Regions from separate parts of the Homo sapiens genome. Here regions 1 and 2 are each linked to region 3. Evidence: chromatin contacts called from ENCODE Hi-C or POLR2A ChIA-PET data. All regions are on one chromosome and are shown on one strand. Each heading gives the region's core, a stretch centred on a gene start or an enhancer-like site at or near the end of the contact. The rest is flanking DNA. Distances are from core to core; before and after follow the strand shown.

Region 1 (4,526 bases), core at 1,771-4,270, 350 kb after region 3:
CCTGGGTTCAAGCGATTCTCCTGCCTCAGCCTCCCGAGTAGCTGGGATTACAAGCGTGCACCAACATGCCTGGCTAATTTTTTTTATTTTTATTTTTATTTTTTTAGTAGAGAAGGGGTTTTGCCATTTTGGCCAGGCTGGTCTCGAACTCCTAACCTCAGGTGATCCACCCGCCTCGGCCTCCCAAAGTGCTGGGATTACAGAGCTATAACTATTTATTGAAAGTATTTAGGTCTGAAAATATTTGTCCTGTTGGGAACTGAAACTAGAAAAAGAAAGACATTTTTTTTTCTGGGCCACTGTGAGTAGCTGTTGCAGGAAGTGCAAAGGCGAAGGGGTGGTAGGAACAGCTAGTTGTCCACCAACAAATTGTGCCTTACCTTCCATAGGCTTAATGGTTTCTGAGACGTGGCAGCCCAGCCAGGGATTGCACTTCCTGGCTCCCCTTGCATGTAGGTGGAGCTATGTCATACCTTCTCCTGTGGAATGTGATCAGAAGAGACAGGTGTCACTTGCAGGTCAAGATGGTTAAGAAGAGGGTGTGACTTGCCAAAAGATAGAAGCAACTTGGGTGTCCATCATGGATGAATAACTAAACAAAGTATGGTGTATACTGCAATGGAAGGAAATTCTGACACCTTCTACAACATGGATAAACCTTGAAGACATTACACTAAATGAAATAAGCCAGTCACAAAAGGACAAATATTATATAATTCCACTTATATGAGGTACCTAAGACAGTCAAATTCATAGAAACAGAGAGTAAAGTGGTGGTTTCCAGGAGCTGAGGGAAGGAGGGAAGTGGGGATTTCATGTTGTTTAATGAGTGCTGAGTTTCAGTTTGGAAAGATGAAAGAGTTCTGGAGATGGATGGTGGTGATAGTTGCAAAACAGTGTCAATGTACTTAATGCCACTGAACTGTACACTTAAAATGGTTAAAATGGGACATTTTATGCTATGTATATTTTACAATAGTTGAAGAAGAAAGAAGAGGAGGAGCAAGAGGAGGAGGAAGAGGAGGAGGAAGTGGAGGAGGAGAAGGAGCTGTGACTTCTCCATATCTGCCAGTTGGAGGTGGAGAACTTTTAGGCCATAGGATGAAAGAACCACACAAGGGAAATAGCCTGTGCCCCTCAATCACCACATGACAAAAGACCCTCACTGACTAGGAATCTGACATTGGAATCTTATTTGAGTGATAAATAGACTTCCAATGTGTTAAGTCATTGAAATTGGGATTCAATCTGTTGCAGCAGCTAATAGAACCCTAACACGACCCACAGCTGATATTCACAGCTGATGTGGGAGAATGGCTACCGGTGCAGCAGGGTCCCCTGTGAAAGAGATAGGGGGTAGTTTCAGAAATGGGCATGGTTTGAGACAGAGAAGACATTTCTGCTGAGGGCCCAGCTTCAAGTTCAGCAGTTCTCAAAAATTAAGTCACAACCCTTTGTCTGCAAGGTGGCTTCCAAGGACTTTGTTTCTAAGGTAACTCAGAGGAGCTTACCTCCTTGAAAGACATGTCACCCATTCTGGGTTAGGAACTGGGTGTGGGCTTGGGGTATGGAAGGTAGGGGAAGAAGGAGACTGTGGTCCTCAGTCTGTGAGGGGTAGGCATGAGATCAGTCCCCACATGCTCTCATAGGCAGATCATGCCCTGGGTAAGTGGCTCTGCCATTCCATTTGAGTGGCAGCTCCTTAGCTGAGCATAGCATTGAAAGAAGGCAGGGATTGCCGTGTCTTGTGCTGAAAGGACAATTGTCAGTAGGATATATACCATGGCTGCTAGCTGTGACCAGAGCTAGCCACAAACTCCATGATCAGCAGCAAAGGAAGTCCCAGCATCAGGAGTGTAGAGGAGGTGAGAGTGACCAGGACAAGCTCTGGGGCTCAAATGGGGCTGTGGAATTTCAACTGCAGCTACAGTGTGTGGAAGGACTTTCCTGGCTGTCCAAGCCCCAGTCCCTCTGCCTCTGGCAGCGGTCTGGGACCCCCTGGGCATGGCAGGGGCTGAGGAGCCCCACAGCCTCCAGGCATGCATCTGAGATGGTTCCAGTAGCCCAGGAGACAAGGACTGACCCTTGGCTTTCTCATAAGCATCCTGGTAACCTGGACTTCTTGGGCTCATCACAGGGAAATGACCCTGGGAAAGAGAGAAAGCCATTCTTGCCAGAGGGGAGATGAGGCTAGAGCCAAACTCACAGGACACATAAAAGAGATGCAGCCTCACTTCATCTCTCAATTTTGCAAAGAATTCACCGTTTTAATGAATTAGAGCAATTCAAGGTCACCCTATAATAACAATGCTCTTACTTACATGCATTCTTTCTTTCCTCCTAAGCTAGAGAGGAAGAGGTGAAGTTAGGGTTTGGGAGCTGGGAATTGCAAACAAATTTGACAGTTGTGGCCAAATCTCGCAATGTGCATAGGGGTGAGTCATGTAGGTAAAGGTCATGTGAGTTACATTAAAATACAAGTTGAAAATGATTGGTTTTATAGGTTTTTATCAGAGATTTAATGTTTATTAAATGTATGAATGTTTCCCTGTCCCTTATAGTGTAAGATCTCCAGAATTCTCCCACAGTGGCCATTAACACTGCTGTGGGTTCTTACCTCTCTTTAGCTTGTCCCTGGCATTCACCCTGTAATGTGACACCAGGTTCTGAGGCCTCCAGAGATGACAGACTGCAGAACATTCAAAGAAAAAGTAAAACACAGACCCTGCCTCTCTTTGCATCCCGTCTCTTGGAGTTTCCTGGAGTCAGTCCTCCATCTTCCTACAAGGTGGTGTCTGTTTCTTTCTCTCACTCTGGATTAATGTTTGCGTTTTCCTTCACCAAAGCCCCAAGGGGAGACATAGCACCTTGCCCAGGGTCTGAGCCCTATTTACAGAAAGCTGTTTTCGCTTTCCTGACATTTTTCACAGTCTCTTATGCATCCTCAGCCTGGGCCTTGTACAAATACTAGCTGATAAACATCTGATGCCAGTCTTTGAAATGGTCCAAGGCCACCTGGGTCCTGCTACCACTTCCTGGGGTTGATCCCAGGATTAGGGCTGAGCAACAGCCCCTCCCGGCCACCTGATCTGGGCAGGGCCCTGCTAGGAAGGGGAGGTCTGGCTCTGGCTATTGAAGGCTGACTCAGGGCAGCCAAGCCAGGATTCCAGCTCCCACAGCATGAGGAGTCCTCTCCTCTCCCCTCTGCTCTCTTGCCAGGATGATACACCCCTGTCTCCCACTGTCAGCGCTCACCTGCATGGGAAGCACTCGCTGGGTCACGAGACTATTTTCCCATTTCCTTCAGCACCAGTGGCTGTGGTGACTTGAGGTCATTTAGAGACCTGCCAGCTCAGTCTCCTCTGTCCTTCTTGCTCTCTTGCTGCCTCTGGGAAGGGCTGAGCTATTCCTGACACCTGGAGTAGGACAACAGCACGAGGAATCCACGCAGAGCTGAATATAAGCAAGCTGGGCTCCTCATGCATGACAAAATGCAAGCTCATGAACCCTCTACGTGCCTGGAAAGGCCACTGTCCCCAGGATGTCTCCATATTCTCCATTTGGGGGTGGGGAGGCTTATGTTCTCACCTCTGGCTCCTAGTTTCTGCTTCCACTGAGTTCTTTCAGTTTGAGTCACTTTGCCATCCCGTGTACACTGTCCTGGGTCTGCACTCAGATGTGGAACTCAGACCTTTGCCTTGATTTCCACAGAAAACAAACCAAACACCCGTCTAAGACTTCTGTTTAGGCAGCAGACTCTGTCAAGGGCTGCTCAGCCAAGAGGATTTACACTGCAGCAGAACAAACAACTTCAAGTGGGGTTTTTGATCTTTAATGATCCTCTTTGAGGCCACTCCCAGCTCCAGAGATTTCCCAGGGATCAGACCATGCCCTGTTGCTAACGAAGCTCATGTTTTCACAGGTTGATGAACGGCCTATACTGGAACAACTACTGGGGGGCTTGGGGGGTCTGCTCTGTGTGTGTGTGTGTGTGTGTGTGTATAAGAGAAGGAGATGGTGGGTTTTATTTGTTGGCTTGTTTCTACTTTGTTTTGTTTGGAGACTTGGTTGTAAGTGAACCTTTACATTTGGAGATAGGTGTCCTGCTCTTTGCAGTGCCCACTCACCAGAGTAACCTCTTAGACCCCATCCACAAAATCCAAAGAGTTGAAAAGAACACAAATGCTGTCCAGCTCAGGAGTCTTCAAGTATTTTGCTTGCATTGCATGTCCCCTAAAATAATGTTGGAACATTATATATCCCCTTTGACAGTTTTTTTTTCCTCCTCTACTCTGAAGGGATGCCTTAAAATTTTTGTGTTGGTATTTTAAATCTCATTTTGAGTTTAAATAGCTGAAAAATGTTACATTTTACTGTAAATTTGAAATCTTTTAACATTTTAACAGTTAAACATTTTGGAATAACTATAAGCCACTATTTAAATGTATCAAAATAGAATTGGAATGTTTTAGCAATTTAATATGTTCCATTTTTTTAAAAAAAATCACGAACAAGCTCTTCTTTAA
Region 2 (4,322 bases), core at 424-2,923, 450 kb after region 3:
TGTTTGCTGCCTAAAACACCAGAGGTCACATAGTATGGTCTTAAAGAAGAGAAACTCAGGGAAAGGAGGGAAAGAAGAAGAAAAATGCTTTGAACTTAATATGTATATATCTTCATGTGACTAATAAGAGGTAATTTTTGAGCCATTACCATCTGCTAAAATTACCTTTCATGACTGGCTAAGCCTTTATCACAAGCCTTTCAATTCATGCAGATGTAACAGGTTTACATTTTACATGGATAAGGCCCTGCAGAAAAACAATTTGACAACAATGGTGTCCTTATCCCTTCATAATTAATGACAACAGAGAAATCTGTATCTTGATGGATATCAGCACACATGTTTATCCTCATTCGAGACCTTCACCCCATTCCAATAGTCAGCTGTCAAAAGCTTTTTGTTTAGTTCATTAGGTTCTCACTTCAGCTTCCTTATAAGCAAAAACAGATGACTTACAACAGAAGATGGAATAAGCAAAATATTTTAGATCCGAGTTATTTGTTTCACAGATTTCATTTAATGTAAACTGATTCCCTTCATAAGGGGAGATAAACTCCTGGAGAGTTCTGTTGTTGTTTCTAATTTAAATATATTTTCTATATTTTCCAAAAGGCGTAAATAAATGTGTTTTAATTTGTAACCACAAAAATAATTTTTAAAAATAGTAGAGATCAGGCCGGGTGTGGTGGCTCACGCCTGTGATCCCAGCACTTTGAGAGGCCAAGGCAGGCGGATCACTTGAGGTCAGGAGTTCCAGACCAGCCTGGCCAACATGGTAAAACCCTATCTCTACTAAAAATACAGAAATTCGCCGGGCACATCTGTAATCCCAGCTACTCAGGAGGCAGGAGAATCGTATGAACCCAGGAAGCAGAGGTGCAGTGAGTGACAGAGTAAGACTCTGTCTCAAAAATAAATAAATGATAGAGACCAATCATAAAAAGTAACTGCTTTGTAAAAGCTTTAGTCCTCACCCTGATTCCCCACTGCTGCTGTGTCCTTCCAAAGAAGAATTAGCGTCTCCTCAAACAGGAAAGCTGATTTTAATGGTGGGCCCAATTGATGACTGAGTCTGCCTGGCTGGCCTGATGGCAGTCATTGATATCCATGGAAGAAGCCATGTCTTCTCAGGAGTTTCCACCATTTGTGAAGAAAGTACCTCAGTCAGAGCTTCAGGTGCCTCTAGTAGCCTCTAGCTGCCTTAGTACTTGTGAGGCCACAGCCCTGCTCATTTAGCCACCATGCCTCTGTTTCCCACAGAAGACAAAATATAAAGCATCCAAAAAGTGTATGTCTCAGTCAGGGTCCAGACAGAGATCAACGGGAGATTTAACACAGAGAACCAGCTACCAGGGTGTTGGAAGAGCTGAGATGCAGAGCAGGGGTCAATGATGTGACCCAGGCATCAGCAACAATTGGAAGTTGTCACCTGCTCTAGGCTGATGGGACAAACTTATTACCCGTGCCCAGAAGCCAGGGCTCCCTGGTGAGAACTGGCTGCACCGGCAGAGGAGCTGTCTCACGGGAGGTGGATGTGAAGGAGGCACAGTCCCTGTTGGAGAGGCCACTGGAAGCAGAGAAATGGGGAGAGGAAGGAATACCCAGGCTTCTTCGTTCCCCGCTCCATCCTCTCACAGTGCCTCCCATTAGCGGAAGTTCTCCAGAAGCCACTTGGCAAAGGAGCCTGAGAAAGAAAGGAGGAAGCACTGAGGCAACATGAGCTGACAGTTTCACTCTGTCCTTTCTTCTGTATTCCGAGTGTAGCCCACTCACTGTTGTCTCCCACTTGAGTCGTGCAGCATCCATCTGACTCGTCACCCCGCCTCCAAGACAGTCTCCACACCACCGCTAAACCTCCTCAGGGGCCTCTCGGGATCTTCAGGTGCAAAGCTACTGCACGGTCCTTCTGAGCTGACCCTGCCCCGCTCTACCATACCTCTTCCAATGGCCGCCTCACATCCTATGCTCCTGCCAGACTAAACCTTCTTATTGTTTATTCTTTCTTTATGAAAACATTCAAAAGAGCAAAAAGGCCCAGAGAGTAATACGAGGAACATCCATGTATCTACCATCAAGTCTAAACATGTAAAACTTTATAAAGCCTCTTGTGTAACCTTTCTGTGATTACACTTCCCTCTTTGATCCACTGCCAATGAAAACCATCATCCTGAATTTTATGTTTATCATTTTCAGGTATGTCTTCATGCTTTGATAAAATACATAAATATCCCTGAGTGATCAATGATATTGCAGGTTTTCAGGCATTATATATAAAGTATCATAGTGTGTGTACCCTTTAGCAACTTTTCCACTCAACATTACATTTAGGAGCTATATACCTGTGTATACATGGAGCCCTACATAGTTCACTTCTAACTGTTCCTTACCATAGAACTGTACTTACACTAGGTGGAATAAATTGCCTTATGAGTGTCGGACTATAAAATCAGTACACTATGGGTTAAAGCAGATATACATGAAGCCATCCTCAAAAGAGTCAGAATAGGTCTTAATATGATTAAACATACAAACATACCACACTGAGCGATATATCACTCAGAAAATGGTTGATCAGCAATGGAAGCATGGAAAACAGAGAGTAAGAGGAATAATCTTCAGAAGGTAGCTTAGTGTGTGGGAAGAGTCAGTTGAAGTGTCGTCAAGCTATAAAAGTTTGATGCTTCCTTCTCCACTGTAAAATAATAATAATAATAATAATAATAATAAAAAAGACCAGTTTAATCACATGGTTGAGAGCCACATTTTTCTCTTCCTTGGACAAGGTCATGCTGTGTTTGCTTCTCTTACTCTCTGTTTTTCATGCTTCCATTGTTGACGAACCCTTTTCTGAGTGACATATCGCTCAGTGTGATACGTTTGTGTCTTTAATCATATTAAGATCTATTCCAACTCTTTTGAGGATGGCTTCATGAATTTCTGCTTTAATCCATAGTGTACTGACTTTATAGTCTGACAGTCACAAGGCAATTTATTCCACCTAGTTTTAAGAACTTCAAGTGTAGATCATCCAAAATATTCACATCCTTTGATCTTGTAATTTCCATTTTAGGTAGTGGCGGCACACATCCTCAAACGTGCACTGGTGTAAATGTTGCAATGCTATTTATTATATCTAAAATTGACACGTAAATATGCCTCAATAGGAGACTAGTTACATTAATTAGGTATTTCCATTCAATTAAATACAATACAGCCACTAAAGAGGCTTCAATCGGTTTTCATTTATAGTACTTACATGGAAAAAGATACCTAACATCTGTCCAATAGAAAAAAAGCAAGTCATGAAGTAATATTAATAGTATTACTTACTTTTAATGTTAAAAATGTTTATATATGTTTATATAGGCAAAAAAAGTCTATAAATACACACGCACACACAAGTAGCTGGGCTCAGTAGCGTGCATCTGTAATCCCAGCTACTTGGCAGGCTAAGTAGGAGTATCCCTTGAGCCCAGGAGTTTGAGGCTGCAGTGAGCTGGGATTGGCCACTGCACTCTAGCCTGGACAGCATAGGGAGACACCCATTTCATACCTTAAAAAAATACACCACAGGAATTTTTATGTTATCAAGATGCTAACATTGGTAATGGCTGAGAAGGTGGAATTGTGTATTTGGGGTAGGAGACATTTTTCCCTTTTTTGTATTGTTTTATATTATAATCTATTATCTGAGAAAATACATTTCTTGGCTTTTTGCATTTTTATAATTTAATTTCTATTTTTAATTATGTAATATAAAACTAAAAAATACAAATAGATTTTTGTGGGGATAAAAATATGTCAGATTCAGAATTTTAAAACATGCCTTTGCTATTTATATGAACCTCATGATAAAAAGTAAGGAGAAGGCTCACCAGCCAGGAGCTGAGAACCGCCACCTCGAGTTCCTTAGTGCATGGATTTAATCAGTTCTCTTTTATACCTTAGTACAACCCAAAATTCAGCCTTGCCTCAGCCCACTCCAGGAACTCCTTTGGGAGCTACAGGGGAGGAAGGGCCTTGTGTCACCTGGAACACTGATCCAAACAAAGCACTCGCGGGGAAAATAGAGGCTATCCATCTTTGGCAAACACCCAACCTGGAGGACAGAGTTGGGTGGGATCACAGATCTCTCTTCCACCCATACTCAGCAGGATGGAGGGCATGGAGCCCGATTCTCGTCCATTAATCAACTTTAACCCTTCCCTTTATCTCTATTCCCAGAGATAAGACCAGTTTCCTAACCCTTAAGTCCCTTGCCAGAGATCTCTGTTATCCTGAAGTTTAGTATATGATATTTCCCATGCACGCTTTTATGCTGT
Region 3 (4,537 bases), core at 885-3,384:
CCACCACCATGCCCGGCTAATTTTTTTGTATTTTTAGTAGAGATGGGGTTTCACCGTGTTAGCCAGGATGGTCTTGATCTCCTGACCTCGTGATCCGCCCGCCTCAGGCTCCCAAAGTGCTGGGACTACAGGCTTGAACCACTGCGCCTGGCCGCAGCCTTTTAAACTAATCTGCCAAATGGTTTTCTTAAGGTTATTCAGTTACTTGCATTCAAATTTGCAAAGTGCTTAATAAAAGGAAAGGCAGACTTGGTGGAGAAGCTTGATGCTGGAAATACATCCAATTTGTTTCTGAATTCTTTTTTGTCTTTTTTAATTTTTTGTTAATTTTAATTTTTTTGAGACAAGGTCACACTCTGTCACCCAGGCTGCAGTGCAGTGGCATGATCTTGGCTCATTGCAACCTTCGCCTTCCAGGTTCAAGTGATTCTCGTGCCTCAGCCTCCCAAGTAACTGGGACTACAGGCGCTCACCACCATGCCCATAGGAGTTTTCTGTATTTTTATTAGAGACGGGGTTTCACCATGTTGGTCAGGCTGGTCTTGAACTCCTGACCTCAAGAGATCCACTTGCCTCGGCCTCCCAAAGTGTTGGGATTACAGGTATAAGCCACTGTGCCAGGTCTGTTTCTGATTTCTTAATGGTAGGATTGTATGTATAATTTATCAATAAAGTGCTATGTAGAAAACATTATTCAAAACTTAGCGTAAATGAGTAGAGATTGACCGAAGTCCCTATAGATGAATCTACTTTATGCCTAAAGGAAATATGGGTGATTAGACAGGGATAGGAGCAGACAGAAATCAAGGGACTAGGTGGGACTATTGAAATTAATTAAAATTGAAATGAAAAATTCAGTTCCTAAGTTGCACTAGCCACATTTCAAGAGCTCAACAGCCACATGTGACTAGCGTCTACCATGTTGGACAGCACGGATAATTGACCATTTTTATCATCACAGAAACTGCTACCAGATAGCAGTGGACTAGAAGAAAAAAACAGGGAGTGTGGCCAAGTGAAAAGGTGAGTAGTTAAGAACAAACCCTCCCTGTAATGCTAATTATTGAAATACTAATTCCTAAGTGTGGCAGGAGTTTCAAATAGAGTATCTCATATAATCCTCATACTGATCCACAACCACAGTAACGCTGCTGACATTTGTTGAAACCTTTTTACTACTGCAGGCCAGGCACTAAAAACTCTGTTGAACTGTTTGGGCTCGGAAAACAATACCCTAAAACAAAGACCTCAGAAAGCAACCTCAGAAACAGAAGTTTTTCTTTGACCTTCTCCTGCCCTCCTGTCTCTTAATCCTTTCTCCACTGAGGCCAGCCGCAGAAACTAGAATCCCTCTTCCCGAAGGTGGGTCATAGAAACCAGAACCCCTTTACCCAAAGCTAGTCATAAAACCTACAATTTTACTCTAACTTTCCCTCCACCTTTCTGTATAAAAACTGGCCATGAAGAAATTATCTGACCTCCCTTATTTGACTGTAGGACATAAGACCCTGGTTCCAGAGAGGGTCCTGTCCCACACCCAGAAGGAAGGAATGCGTGCTCAGAGACGCCAAGAAGAATCTAGACGGACAGGCCTTGCTGGGTTTCCCCACTCCGGCCATTAGATCTTACCCTTTTTGTCCAGTCATGTTCCTATACAGCTGGCCATACTTTGTTGAACCTAAGCATAAAAATGACAATTTCCCCTGCGTGTTTTGGTCTTCATTCTGAAGGCTCTTGTGTATTCCCGTTAAATAAATTTGAATGTCTTTTCTCCAATTAGTCTACCTTTTTTGAGTTGGTTTTTCAGCAAACCTTCTGAGGGCCACGAGGAAAGCTCTCCCTTGGCCCCTACGTAACTTGCTGGTCTTTGCAAGAACTCAGTCAAGTTGGTACTATTATTGTTCCTATTTAACAAATGAGGAAACTGTAGCAGAGAGGGACTTTAGTAACTTATCCAAGGTTACCTGGCTTGTAAGGAATAACTGGGACTCAAACCCATGTCTTTCTGGGCTGTAACAATTACAGAGAAAGCAAGCAAGGAAAATACCTAGCACTCTCTTTATGTGAGTCAAATTTGCTTTTAAGCCACTTTTCCCTAAGGCAGGCCCACCTCTTAGATTTTCTGTCACATAATTGTCTTTCTGGCTGAAGAAGAAGGCATTATGCCAATTCTGAGAGAGTAACAATGACCCCCTGTTAGTCAGGATGTGAGCCGCTTCCTTCCCTCTAAAGCAGAGTCTGCTGCTGCACAAGGGAAGTTGGTTTCTCAGAAGCTCACCTTTGTAGACACAAGTCTGTTTGGGTGACATTTTTTAAGTAAAATATTCTTAAGATGAAAATGAAGACTAGAAGTGTACATGGGAGATGCTCTTTTCTCTAGGTGGTGAGATTAAGAAAAACTGTTTTTCTATTCATCCGTATTCTGTAACTTTTCTACATGAATATGTCTAAAAAATTTTTTTTAAAAAATCAAAGCCAGAGACTGCATGGGAAAAAATTGTGCCTTGGCTTTTGTTAATAGGCTTTTGATAAGATAGTAACTACTTTAGTACTAATAGCCAATAAAAATACATTTGGTTGAGTGCTAAATACTTTAAACAATAGCAGGGGAAGTGTGGAATTTAATTATAAGGTTAAAAAGGACACTAAACAATGTCCAGATACTCAGTGCTTCTCTGCAGATGGAGACACAGTTGTTTTGTGTTCATGGCCCTGTCTTTTAAATTTTTTTTATTTTTATTTTTTTGAGATGGAGTCTCGCTCTGTTGCCCAGGCTGGCATGTAATGGCTCCATCTCAGCTCACTGCAACCTCCGCCTCCCAGGTTCAAGCGATTCTCCTGCCTCAGCCTCCTGAGTAGCTGGGATTACAGGCATGTGCCACCACACCCAGCTAATTTTGTATTTTTAGTAGAGATGGGGTTTCTCCATGTTGGTCAGGCTGGTCTTGAACTCCCGACCTCACGTGATCTGCCCGCCTTGGCCTGCCAAAGTGCTGGGATTATTGGCTTAAGGCACCGTGCCCAGCCACGGTCCTGTCTTATGTCGCACAGTTCAAAGTGAGGCACAGGCTGGTAGATAAAAAACAGGGAAAGTCATGAATCACAATATTACTTTTATCATCAATTAGCAACAAATGGTCTCTGAAAACTAATAAACTTGGCATGGGGAAAGAGAGAGGTGATCTTTTCAAGCTACAGTGCATGTTTGTTCTCCCAGGTGAGACTCATTAAGTAGAAGCCATGTTACTGAGAATTTGCAAATATAAGCAGTATGGAGGCAGAAAAAAAAAAAAGAGGCTGAAAACTGGTCAGTGCTTGCTAAGGTTCTTTTCTCCTACAAAATTCTAAGATTTTGTGATCGTTTTAGTTTAGTAGTATGTCTTTATATACTTTTAAAGTTATGTACTCTTAAGTTTCTATACATTTTAAAGCTAGTTTTCCCTAAATTGATGTGCTGCTACAGGGTATCTTAGACTTTTAGTTAAATCTGTAGGTGAGTCCACTATAAAATGCTAGCCAAATGAAATGGTAGCCAAAAACATTTTCAAATACCTAAGTATCCAGAGTGAGTACAGTTTATAGGCTCACTCACTTTAATGGCGAAATAAAGGAATTTTAAGTACAAAAGATAACTCAGAGGAAGAATCAAGTGATAATACAGCACCAAGGAATCAAGAAGTCATCCCCCACCTTCCTCACTTCCCCATCTCTCAGGGTTCCATTTAAAACCAATTCCTGCTTACCTTGGAGTGTAATTTAAGTGGAGTGGCTATAGTATTAAAGCTAAGGAGAAGGAAAAACATGTGAATTACCAGCAGTCATCTGTCTAGGCAGACAGTTGGAGACAAGAAAGAACAAACTGAAAAAGGGCAACAGACTCATGCCACAGGTGGTGCATGCAGGTGCAAGGACTTGGGTCAGACAAGCCCTTCTCAGAAACACAGAGAAATATTCAGCCTTGTTCACTTTCATTCCCTGCAAGAGGACAGACCTGGCAGCCTTAAAAAGGAAGAGTTCTGGAATCAAACCGGGCTCTTTTGTGTTTCCTGTTTGGCTGAAAGCAATTTGAAGTGAACAAAATCCTAAGATCAACTCACTTTAAAAATTGTATATATATATATATATGTACATATATACATTTTATATTGCCTGATTATGCCAAATAATCTGACTTTACCAACTACATTGTCTTTGCAGATGACGCAGAGCTACCTGTTTGTTTTCTCTTTTCTGTGCTTCATTGTTAGATAACTTTCCATTTTGTTTGATGGAAATAACCACGCTAGGGTCACTGATCTGACACTGCAATCTCTTTATTCTTGGTTTTACACTGCACTTCTAGTTTCATAAATGAGGCCGTATTTAGGCTTTGGTTTATGGAATTGAGTTTACAAGGGTATCCTTCACTCTGTTTTATTTCTACCCTCTGGCATCTCATGGATGTGTGCTTTGCTCAAGTGTCCCCAGAGACCCGGAAGAACCAGCTAGATGGATGATCCTTGAGTTGCTAGTTGCACAGATGTTTACATGGATTATC

The links. A loop is a pair of places that touch in the nucleus more often than their neighbours do. ChIA-PET counts read pairs that join two places held with the same protein, here RNA polymerase II (POLR2A). Pooled maps may share reads with other maps.
Region 1: a loop to region 3 is called in a pooled map of heart left ventricle, with 2.6 times the contacts of the local background. The contact joins two enhancer-like sites. A Hi-C loop is called at or near these places in 1 of 168 maps with a recorded cell type or tissue (endothelial cell of umbilical vein) and 6 of 50 pooled maps.
Region 2: a map of pancreas shows a loop between it and region 3 (4-fold over the local background). The contact joins two enhancer-like sites. A Hi-C loop is called at or near these places in 8 of 168 maps with a recorded cell type or tissue (chondrocyte, dorsolateral prefrontal cortex, ovary and 3 more) and 3 of 50 pooled maps. POLR2A ChIA-PET finds 5 or more read pairs at or near these places in 3 of 52 experiments (AG04449, activated B cell and activated T-cell).

Annotation. Positions count from the first base shown.
Region 1 is chr2:64,397,896-64,402,421 of GRCh38, forward strand. It overlaps LGALSL-DT (LGALSL divergent transcript), which reads right to left. Exons shown (of 3, transcript XR_002959392.2): 2 at 381-479. Among named protein-coding and RNA genes, the nearest start is that of LGALSL, 54 kb to the right of the region's middle. Within about 2 kb of position 3,021, at least 7 of the 41 ENCODE cell types and tissues checked have a DNase peak (open chromatin) inside an H3K27ac peak, as active enhancers do.
Region 2 is chr2:64,503,423-64,507,744 of GRCh38, forward strand. No RefSeq gene overlaps it. Among named protein-coding and RNA genes, the nearest start is that of AFTPH-DT, 19 kb to the right of the region's middle. Within about 2 kb of position 1,674, at least 2 of the 41 ENCODE cell types and tissues checked have a DNase peak (open chromatin) inside an H3K27ac peak, as active enhancers do.
Region 3 is chr2:64,050,462-64,054,998 of GRCh38, forward strand. No RefSeq gene overlaps it. Among named protein-coding and RNA genes, the nearest start is that of VPS54, 33 kb to the left of the region's middle. Within about 2 kb of position 2,135, at least 2 of the 41 ENCODE cell types and tissues checked have a DNase peak (open chromatin) inside an H3K27ac peak, as active enhancers do.